Linked DNA regions of Mus musculus: region 1 is linked to region 2. A link is a contact called in ENCODE POLR2A ChIA-PET data. All regions are on one chromosome and are shown on one strand. Each heading gives the region's core, a stretch centred on a gene start or an enhancer-like site at or near the end of the contact. The rest is flanking DNA. Distances are from core to core; before and after follow the strand shown. Region 1 overlaps Rab31 (RAB31, member RAS oncogene family). Region 2 holds the start of Vapa (vesicle-associated membrane protein, associated protein A).

What was found. ChIA-PET counts read pairs that join two places held with the same protein, here RNA polymerase II (POLR2A).
Region 1: POLR2A ChIA-PET joins it to region 2 with 20 read pairs in Patski. The contact joins the enhancer-like site here to the promoter of Vapa in region 2. POLR2A ChIA-PET finds 5 or more read pairs at or near these places in 4 of 5 experiments (Patski and embryonic stem cell).

What each region holds. Positions count from the first base shown.
Region 1 is chr17:65,735,779-65,740,452 of GRCm38, reverse strand. The region is part of intron 1 of Rab31 (RAB31, member RAS oncogene family); the gene reads left to right. Among named protein-coding and RNA genes, the nearest start is that of Rab31, 35 kb to the left of the region's middle. Within about 2 kb of position 2,677, at least 1 of the 3 ENCODE cell types and tissues checked has a DNase peak (open chromatin) inside an H3K27ac peak, as active enhancers do.
Region 2 is chr17:65,611,360-65,615,651 of GRCm38, reverse strand. It overlaps Vapa (vesicle-associated membrane protein, associated protein A), which reads left to right and starts at 2,097. Exons shown (of 6, transcript NM_013933.3): 1 at 2,097-2,432. The coding sequence starts at 2,354.

The sequences.
Region 1 (4,674 bases), core at 1,428-3,927, 120 kb before region 2:
CAGAAACTCGACTTGATTTGCCTATGGCCCTGGGATGACGTCACTTTCCTGTAAAGATTGCTTCTTGAAATGCAAAGTCAAAACTTGCATTTAGCGTGGCCTTGGCTGTGACTCACACCGTCATCCTGTTACCGGGCTCATCTTACTGATGTCTCATTGGATGGGTAGACAGCTGCCCCACAGGGGTCTTCAGTGGTAGCAGTGGCCTCCCCAGTGGGCACTGTGGTGCATACGATCTTCAGACTGGTAGCTTATGGCCCCCCGAGTTCATAACCCCAGTCCCCGCTGTGTAGGATGTTGATCCTGGTCAGGCCACTTGCAGGTGCTATGTTCAAGCAGGCACCAGTCGTGTGTGCGCCCCACCCCGACCCAATCATTCTCAGTAAGTCTAAGAGGATCGACTCTGGGCACTTCTGGGATAAACCGCAAAATATGGTGCCAGAATTGGGCACCCAAGATAAAACTGTCTGGGTAGATTTCAAGGACAGAAGGCCTGGAGTCAGACTTGATAAGGCTTTTCTCCCTGCTGTGCCTGCCTGTCCAGGGACATCCTGTCCATGTGAGAAGGGCCCTGGTGTCGGAGGATGTATATTCCATGGGAAGTCACACTTTGTCCTGAGCCGTCAGCATGCCCTCCCTGGATGATACTCACAAATGCATCTATCTGCACACACAGACGCCTTGTGTTGCTGGCTTTCTGAGTCTTGAAAGGCTGTCGTCAATCCCGGTAGCCCTGGCTTCTCCAGCAGTCTCCTCATGGACCATAGGACCAGTTTGCTGTGGGTGATGAAGGCTTATTTCATCTTTCCAGTGGGGTACTTTTTTTTTTTTAATCTTTCATGGGTAGAACATATCCCACAGTCATTGTCCACAGGTACTTAGGACAGGCAAGGAATTAAGTTAGCGCATTCCCAAAGTGATGGGCAGCACCGTGGATGGGGGAACTCGGATCTGTTGCTTATGCACTGCTCAGCCCTGTTCTTAGCCTGCACAGAGTTAACTTCACTACAGTCCAGGTCAGACTTCACTGGAAATGGTGAGTTTGATTTGGGATTACCTTTTTCCTTCCTTCCTTCCTTCCTTCCTTCCTTCCTTCCTTCCTTCCTTCCTTCCTTCCTTTCTTTTTCGTTTTTCGAGACAGGTTTTCTCTGTGTAGCCTTGGCTGTCCTGGAACTCACTCTGTAGACCAGGCTGGCCTCGAACTCAGAAATCTGCCTGCCTCTGCCTCCCAAGTGCTGGGATTAAAGGCGTGTGCCACCATGCCTGGCGGGATTACCTTTTTTCAAACGGGCTTGGATAGGGCTGGCTAAGCGTCTTCCAGGAGCAGCAGGGCTGGGCTTTGAGGTTTTTGAGCCCTGGTGCAGACTGCAGTGATGCTCCGCACTGCAGAGCTGCGGGTTTCCAGCCATTGCCAGCCTTCCTTCCAGCCAGAGCAGTCTTGGACACAGACGCGCCACCAGGAAGAAGAACCATAGTAGATCCTGATGGAGACTGGAAGGGAGCTTCCAGGGCCCTTAAGGATGTTCTGTGTATCTTTTTTTTTTCCATTGTTTTTTTTTTCCTGCCTTCTAATATATTTTTATTTATAAATAATCCTCATTTAAGAAACAATCCAATACCGGTGTGGTAGCTCGTGTCTTTAAACTCAGGAGGCAGAATTAAAGCAGCTGGGGAGGCTGAAGGCAGGAGAATCCCAAGTTCAAGGAGTATCTGGGCTGTGGTAAAATCAAGGCCAGCCTGGGCTAAGGTGGGCTCAAGGCCAGCCTGGGCTATGGTGAAATCAAGGCCAGCCTGGGCTATGGTGAAATCAAGGCCAGCCTGGGCTACTTAGTGAGATCTTGTTCCAAAACAAAAGTAGGAAAGAGCCAGGACACAGCTCAGTTGGTCCAACAACCATGAGACCTTGACTAGAGTTTGATTCACAGTAGCACAAAACAAAAACAAAGATGAACCATGCCCTGGACTGGAATTTTCTCCTGGGGTAAGGTGTTCAGAATTCAGCCCCCTAGGCCTACTTTTCCTTAGAATCATGTATTTCCTGAGAATTTTGTGACTTTTCTTTCTACTTTCTCTCTCTTTTTTATTTTTAAGATAGATTTATTTGCATTTATATGAACACACTGTAGCTATCTTCAGACACACACCAGAAGAGGGCATCAGATCCCATTACAGATGGTTGTGTGCCATCATGTGGTCGCCGGGACTTGCACTCAGGACCTCTGGAAGAGCAGTCAGTGCTCTTAACCACCGAGCCATCTCTCCAGCCCTTTCTTTCTACTCTTGCATCTGGTAACTTCTTCTGTTTGTACATTGCCAGCTGATGGAAAGGAAAAGTAACTTTAATTGAGTCAGGAACTGTTGCAGAAAATAAACAGGACAGATAGATGTTGTCTTGAGTCAAACAACTGGAGGTGTAAGGCCTAAGGAACATACAGCTGAGTGTTTTCTCCCTGGTACCACAGAACTACACTCCAAGCCTTGTGAGGGTCATCCCTGGAGTTTTCAGGCTAGTTCCTAAGGAAGGGAGCGCTGGTGTAACCCTTCACCACAGGTCCCTGCTGGTGTAGTTGTGGAAAGATAGTGAGCTTCCATTGTCCGGATGCGCTTCCTGTCCTGCTTCCAGCTGCTCCAGCCTGTCCGCTCCAGTGCAAAACCAGTTCTGTTACTCACCCCTGACACACCATGAGTCAGAGAAGCCCAGGCATCAGCCAGCCATAGCCCGCTTGCAGGCCAGATCTGCATCTCTCTTTCCTGTGGTCTTAGGCTCCTGCCACTGCTGAGGGGCACAAGCCCAGCGTTCTGCAGTCCTTCTGCTTCCCAACTTGATTAGTGAAATAATTGTCTTTGCCAATTCCTTTTCTTGCGCTCTCCTTTAGTTTTTTTTCCCCCTTTTATTTTTTCATGTCCTATAGATAGGAAATTTAATCTTTTTGTCCCACCACCCCTTACCTTTACATTTGTGCTTGTATGGGCTCTGTACATTCATACCGTGGTATGTGTATGGAGGTCCGACGGCATCTTGAGGGGTGTTCTCTCCTTCTGCCACATGGGTCCCCAGGGATCCACCTCAGGTTTTTGGGCTTGGCTGGCAGCGTCTTTACAAGCTGAGTCATCTTGCCAGCCCTTGATAGGAAATTTAGAACAAACAGGAAAAGGTCATTTACTGTCTCCAATGGGGAAGTGCGTTGTGCACTTATTTGTACACTCTAAAATGTCTGATTCTACTCTTGTCTGAGATCAACTTAAGTCCTATGTAAGCTTCTAGCTATTTAATAAAAAGTCTGTTGGCCACAGGTAAAACAAACTTCTCCATAAAAAGCCAATTTGTGTTTGCAAATTTCTTTTGTATCTGTTTGTTTGTTTGTTTGCCGAGACAGGGTTTCTCTGTGTAGCCCTGATTGTCCTGGGACTTAAATTGTAGACCAAGCTGACCTAGAACTCAAACAGAGATAGCCTGCCTCAGCCTCCTGGGTGCTGGGATTAAAGGCATGTGCCACATCCAGTTCTATATCCATTTATTTACTTTAAAAATTAGGTTTGACAACATATTTTAATTGATTGCAACATCATTAACAATGAGGTCAATAAAATCTTAACACATTTTATATCTGGGATATAGCTGTAGCATGAAATGAGTTGACTTCCTTTGATAATCATTCTTTTTTTTGTATATATTTTTTTAAGTTTAGACAAAATGTTATTTTTAGCCAGGCTAGGTAGCACCTGCTTTTAATCCCAGCACCCAGGACTTGGGAATCCTGCTACTGGGCGTGAAGGCACTCCCAAGAGAAGTACTTGTACATGGATGTTCATAGCAGCCCTGTTCAGAAATGACAGATACAGTCTGGGAGTCCATTAACAGTGAATGGATAAACAAATGGTGGCCATACACAGACAGGAAAGAATCGGGCTGGGGGCTGGGGCAGCTCCGTAGTAAGATGCTTGCTTAGTGTGCCCAGGTATCCCAGCACCAAGGAAAGAGAAATCTGGCGGTCGCATAGTCTGATGAGGGTGAGCCTTAAAACTCTGTTGTTAAACAAAGAAAACCAGACAGAAAAGGTGACAATTTTGTATGGTACTAGATGCATGGAGATAGGCAGATGTGATTGCTAGGGGCTGTGGAGGGGGGAGGGGGGCCAAGAACGGAGAGTCCATGGCTTAATGGATACATTTCACCAAGCTATGTTTGGGAACTATGTAAGTGGACAGCAAAGTGAATGTACCAGATGCCACCAAACCTGTCACTTTAAAATGGTTAATTTTATTACATGAATTGCAACTCAATAAAAGTGTTTTTTAAAAATATTTATTTATTTAATGTCTAGGAGTACACTGTAGCTGTCTTCAGACACACCAGAAGAGGGCATTAGATCTCATTACAGATGGTTGTGAGCCACCATGTGGTTGCTGGGATTTGAACTCAGGACCTCTGGAAGAGCAGTCAGTGCCCTTAAACACTGAGCCATCTCTCCAGCCCCAATAAAAGTATTTGTAACAGTTAATATGATATATATATATTAATATGGAATATATATATATATATATATATATATATATATATATATTTTCTAGAAGAAAGAGGAGTTAGACACTAGTATTAAATAGTTTTTTTTTAAACTGTTTGAAATGGTTCAAAACCCTGTACATGTGAAGTCTCAGATCAAAGATATTTCC
Region 2 (4,292 bases), core at 848-3,347:
ATGTGCTGTCTGGCCACATAAGGCTACTGATGCTGCCTGAAACACCTTGGCTCAGATATGAACTGCAGTGCTCTCTTATTGTACAGTTTTCTAGTCTTTGAAGAGATTATTTTTAATTACGTATACTTGTTAGGATCTGTGCATGAGTGCAAGTACTCTCCAGTGGCCAGAGGCATTGGCTGTCCCTGGAGTTGGAGTTTCAGGTAGATGTGAGCAGCCTGCTATGGGTGCTGGGAACAAAATTCAAGTCTTCTGCAAGAGCAGTATGTGCTTTTAACCGCTGAGGCAGCTTTTCTGCTCCTAGACTTCTACTCTTCAAAGACATAATGGTTTAATTAAGGAAAAAAGATAATATTTTCTTGTTATTGTTTCTTAGCACATGTTAAATTTATACATCTTGGGATTGCATTGTGTTAGAATTTTTTATTTTAAAATTGCAGTTTGAGTTACTGATTTGCACTTCATTAAAAAAATCACACGAAAATTTTGGCTGGTGATTGGGATAGAATTTCCAACTATTTTTGAAATGTTTCCAAATCTATTTTTTTGCCACTTTGCACTAGGTATTTATATAAAATGATTCTCAGCATTGGTAATTATAAAATCAAAATAGCAATCAATTACAAAAAAAGTTGACAATGTTGTGTTTAGCAATATCAAATATTCAGCCAAGAATAAATAATTTTTACGTAGAGATGAACAAGGAAATCCATCTCGTTTGCATACAAGCTTGCTTTTGTCTTAAATGGATTTTTGGTCTGCTTCTTTTCAAAATTCATTTTTTAGGTTAGGATACAAAGTAAGCATTCAAAGAAAGAAAACAAACTTTTTTTTTTAAACGACCAATGTTTGCTTTATACCACTATTATATCCTATATACCTCGAGTGGCATGAAAGTTTTTCAGGTGTCGGGGCGGCAAGTTGAAAAAGTCTAATTAGCTGTATTCTAGACTGCTCATTTCGACATTTACTTCCAAGCAATCTAGAGTGCCTTTTCGTGGCAGAAGCATGAATATGTGCTTTGTTTCGCACGGAGCTTCCTAGAGATTTAAATTCAAGCAGCACCATAGGACACAATAAAGGTTTTTACAGCACATCCATTTGTTTTGTTTGCTCTTCCCGTCCCTGGATACCCTGGCAAGGGGCTGAATATCTGTCAGCAACTTGCTTGGCATTTTTTTTTTTTTTTCTCATTTGGTACAGGCTCTCCTAAGTGATACAGATAAAATTCGTCCCTAGCACGAGAATGTGGCAAACAGATTTGGGTATGAGTTTGAAGTGAACCACACTGTAGATACAGCACGTGAACTCCACGCTGTAGGAACAGAGATTTCGTTTCTACCCTTGTAGAGAAACTGTGCCTGGCACAGATTTCCCCTGGAACTCGTTCGCTTGTGAGCGAGATGTGTTTCCTTTGGCTGGGCAGGAGGGAGATGGGGAGGAGGCAGTCTTGGAACAGCAGGCAGAACGGAGCGCACGTTCGCTGAGGGCGGAAGGAATCCCCAGCAGACCAGAGGGACACGCCCTGCCGCTCTCCCAAAGGGCGGTCTCTCCTGGGATGCCTGGCTTCCAGGCAGCCTGCAAAAACCCTTCTCTTTTCCAGGGCAGACAAGACGCCCTCGGCGAGCCAAAAGCCGCGTCAGCGGCCCCACCCACTCGCCTCCAACGGACCCAGGTCGCCTTCCCGGTTCCCAGCAGCCACCGCGGAGGCGCCGCCCGCACAGGGCATGCTGGGAGTCGAGGTACCCGGCGCTTCATGACTCTCTTCCGTTCGGAATTCCACTTGGAACGCCGTGAGGTAGCGTCGTAGTCGGCGCTCCAGCCCCGCACTCGCAGCTCCAGGGCCCCAAGAACGACACCCCCTTCCCGGGGCGCCGTGCACCGCGTCTCCCCGCAAAGAGCCCCGCTCCGCCCCCCCGACCCTGCTCTACGGAGATTGACAGCGGCGCGGCGCCCGGAGCTGCGGCCAAGTCGGAGGTGCGCAGGCGCACTAGCTCAGCGTTGACCCCTCCCACCCCCCAGTTAGGCCCGGAGGGCGGGGCCAGCACGAGGGCTCCAGGCCGCGGGGGCGCGCACGTAGGCACGTAGGGCCCGTCACGTGGGGCGCCGAGGATCGCAGTGCGCGTGGCCGCGGCGGCTGGTGTGGGGTTGAGTCAGTTGTGACACCCGGAGCTGCTGAGCGGACAGGCTGCCCTCGGGACCCCCGCGGCCCGGCAGCAGGCGCGGAGCTTCGGGAATCGTGAGCCTGGCCCCGTCCTAGAGCTCCGCGGAGCCGGCGCCGCCACCGTCCCCTCGCCCCCGCCAGCGAACCGCCGCCGCGGGCGCGCCCCCGCTCTGCGCTGCGCTGTCTCCTATGGCGTCCGCCTCCGGGGCCATGGCGAAGCACGAGCAGATCCTGGTCCTCGACCCTCCTTCAGACCTCAAATTCAAAGGTAGGCTGGCTGGGACGCTCCGGAGCGGAGCTGAGGCTGGGGCTGGGGCTGGCGGGCGGCGGCGGGGTGGCCGGGCCGTGCTCCCCTCCCCCACGCCCCGGCCGAGCGTCGGAGCCGCGGCCCCGCTGCGTCCCTCGGCCCCGCGCCTCGCCGTCCGCCGCTGCCGGGCCGGGCCGGGCCGGGCTGGGCTGCGCTGCGGAGGGGAGGGGAGGGAGCCGCCGGGCGCCGCGGAGGGCTCCGCCGCCATCTTGCGGCCCCGCGGGGGCGCCGTGGGAGCCCGCCCGCGCCTTGCCCGCCGGCCCGCATGGCGTCCTTGCCCCAGGGGCGGCCGCGGCGCGGCGCGGTGCGGTCGGGCGGTGCGGGAGGGCGACTGGGAGCCGGAGCTCCCTAGTCGGCGGGCGCCAGTGGGCGCCGTTCGGCGGCTTTGGGCAGGCGCGGTCCGCCGCGGGCGAGGAGGCGTTCACGGTCGCGGCCTCGCCCGGAGTCTTTCCCGGTCAGGTGCGGGACTCTGGCTGAGCCGGGAGACCAGGCAGCAGAGTCTCTGGCTGGGACTGACCCCGCGTGTTGGCACGGCCCCCAGGCGCGCGGCAGAAAGCTGTGCGTCAGCTGGGGCATGCATGGTCAGAGGTTAATGGTAGTGGGTCCCTTGTGTCAGCTCGGATTGTCCCTAGGTACGGAGGACCCAGTCCTTGAGTGCACACTGTCTTTACTGAAGAATTCTTTCAGCGTTTGTGACCCGCTTACGCTTGCGGTTTCCCTGCGTATCCCGAGAAAGCTGCTAAGGTGCCACACAGCTCTGGAACTGTTGACTTTGGAGCATTGACTGTGATAGACAGTGGCTTGGTGATTCTTGTTCAGATCCAAGGCGGTTTGCCTTCTCAGTGTGTAGGAAACGAAACGTTACACAGAACAATTTACTTTATTTTAAGGAGAACCAAAAGAATGGAGCTAAAGAGAAAACGTGATCCTTCCTATCTTTAAATGTAAAGTGCCCCCCTCCCCCCCCCCCGAAAGTTAATACCTTGCGTTTTAATTTCAGGAACTGATGAAAACAATTTTCCTTAGGCGCACATCGATTCCAGTACTAAGAGAAAAAGTAAACCCATTAATAGTAGTGTAAGAGTTAGTCCAAATGAAAATAGCTGAATTGTCCTTGTGGGAACAATTTAAAATAGTTCCAGACACTTAAAGATTTTATATCTTAAATAGTTTTAGGGCTTATAAACATTGGGTATTCTGCTAGTCACATGCCCTGCAGGTGTTTCAGTACATTCACAAGTTTCTCTTTACTAGACAAGAACTTGATTGTGATTTTAAGGCAGCTCTAATATCTTTGGAATTGGGTCGTGAACCACACTTATAATCCCGGCATTCTGGAAGTCCAGAAACCATCCAAAGTTTGAAATCAACCCGGGCTACAAGGGAGACACTAGACAGTGTCTCAGAACCTCGGGTAGTGTGTATTTTCCTGCAGCAAATTTCTGTATTGCCTGATTGGTTTTTTTTGGGGGGGGGAGGGGGGGAGGGAGTGGGCGGGGTTTGCTGAGAAGTTCTTATAGTACTGTAGTAGCCATAGGTAATAGAAGCGATTTAATGAACATTTTTACGATATTTTGTGTGGTTTGCTTTTTCTCTTTTGACTGTAAGAGAAAATTATCTGTACCACATAGACATGTGTGAAAAGTCTTTTATGAGACAGGTTTTAAAAACGATTGGAAATACTACATTGTGCAGTATCCATATAGACCACTTATTTTTGATGTTAAATAATAACTGTGTTTATACAACAGACTATGTGTTACCAAAAAAATGATCCCAATACTACTGAAAAGGGCAGGTAAGTGGTACTTTGAGGGAGTA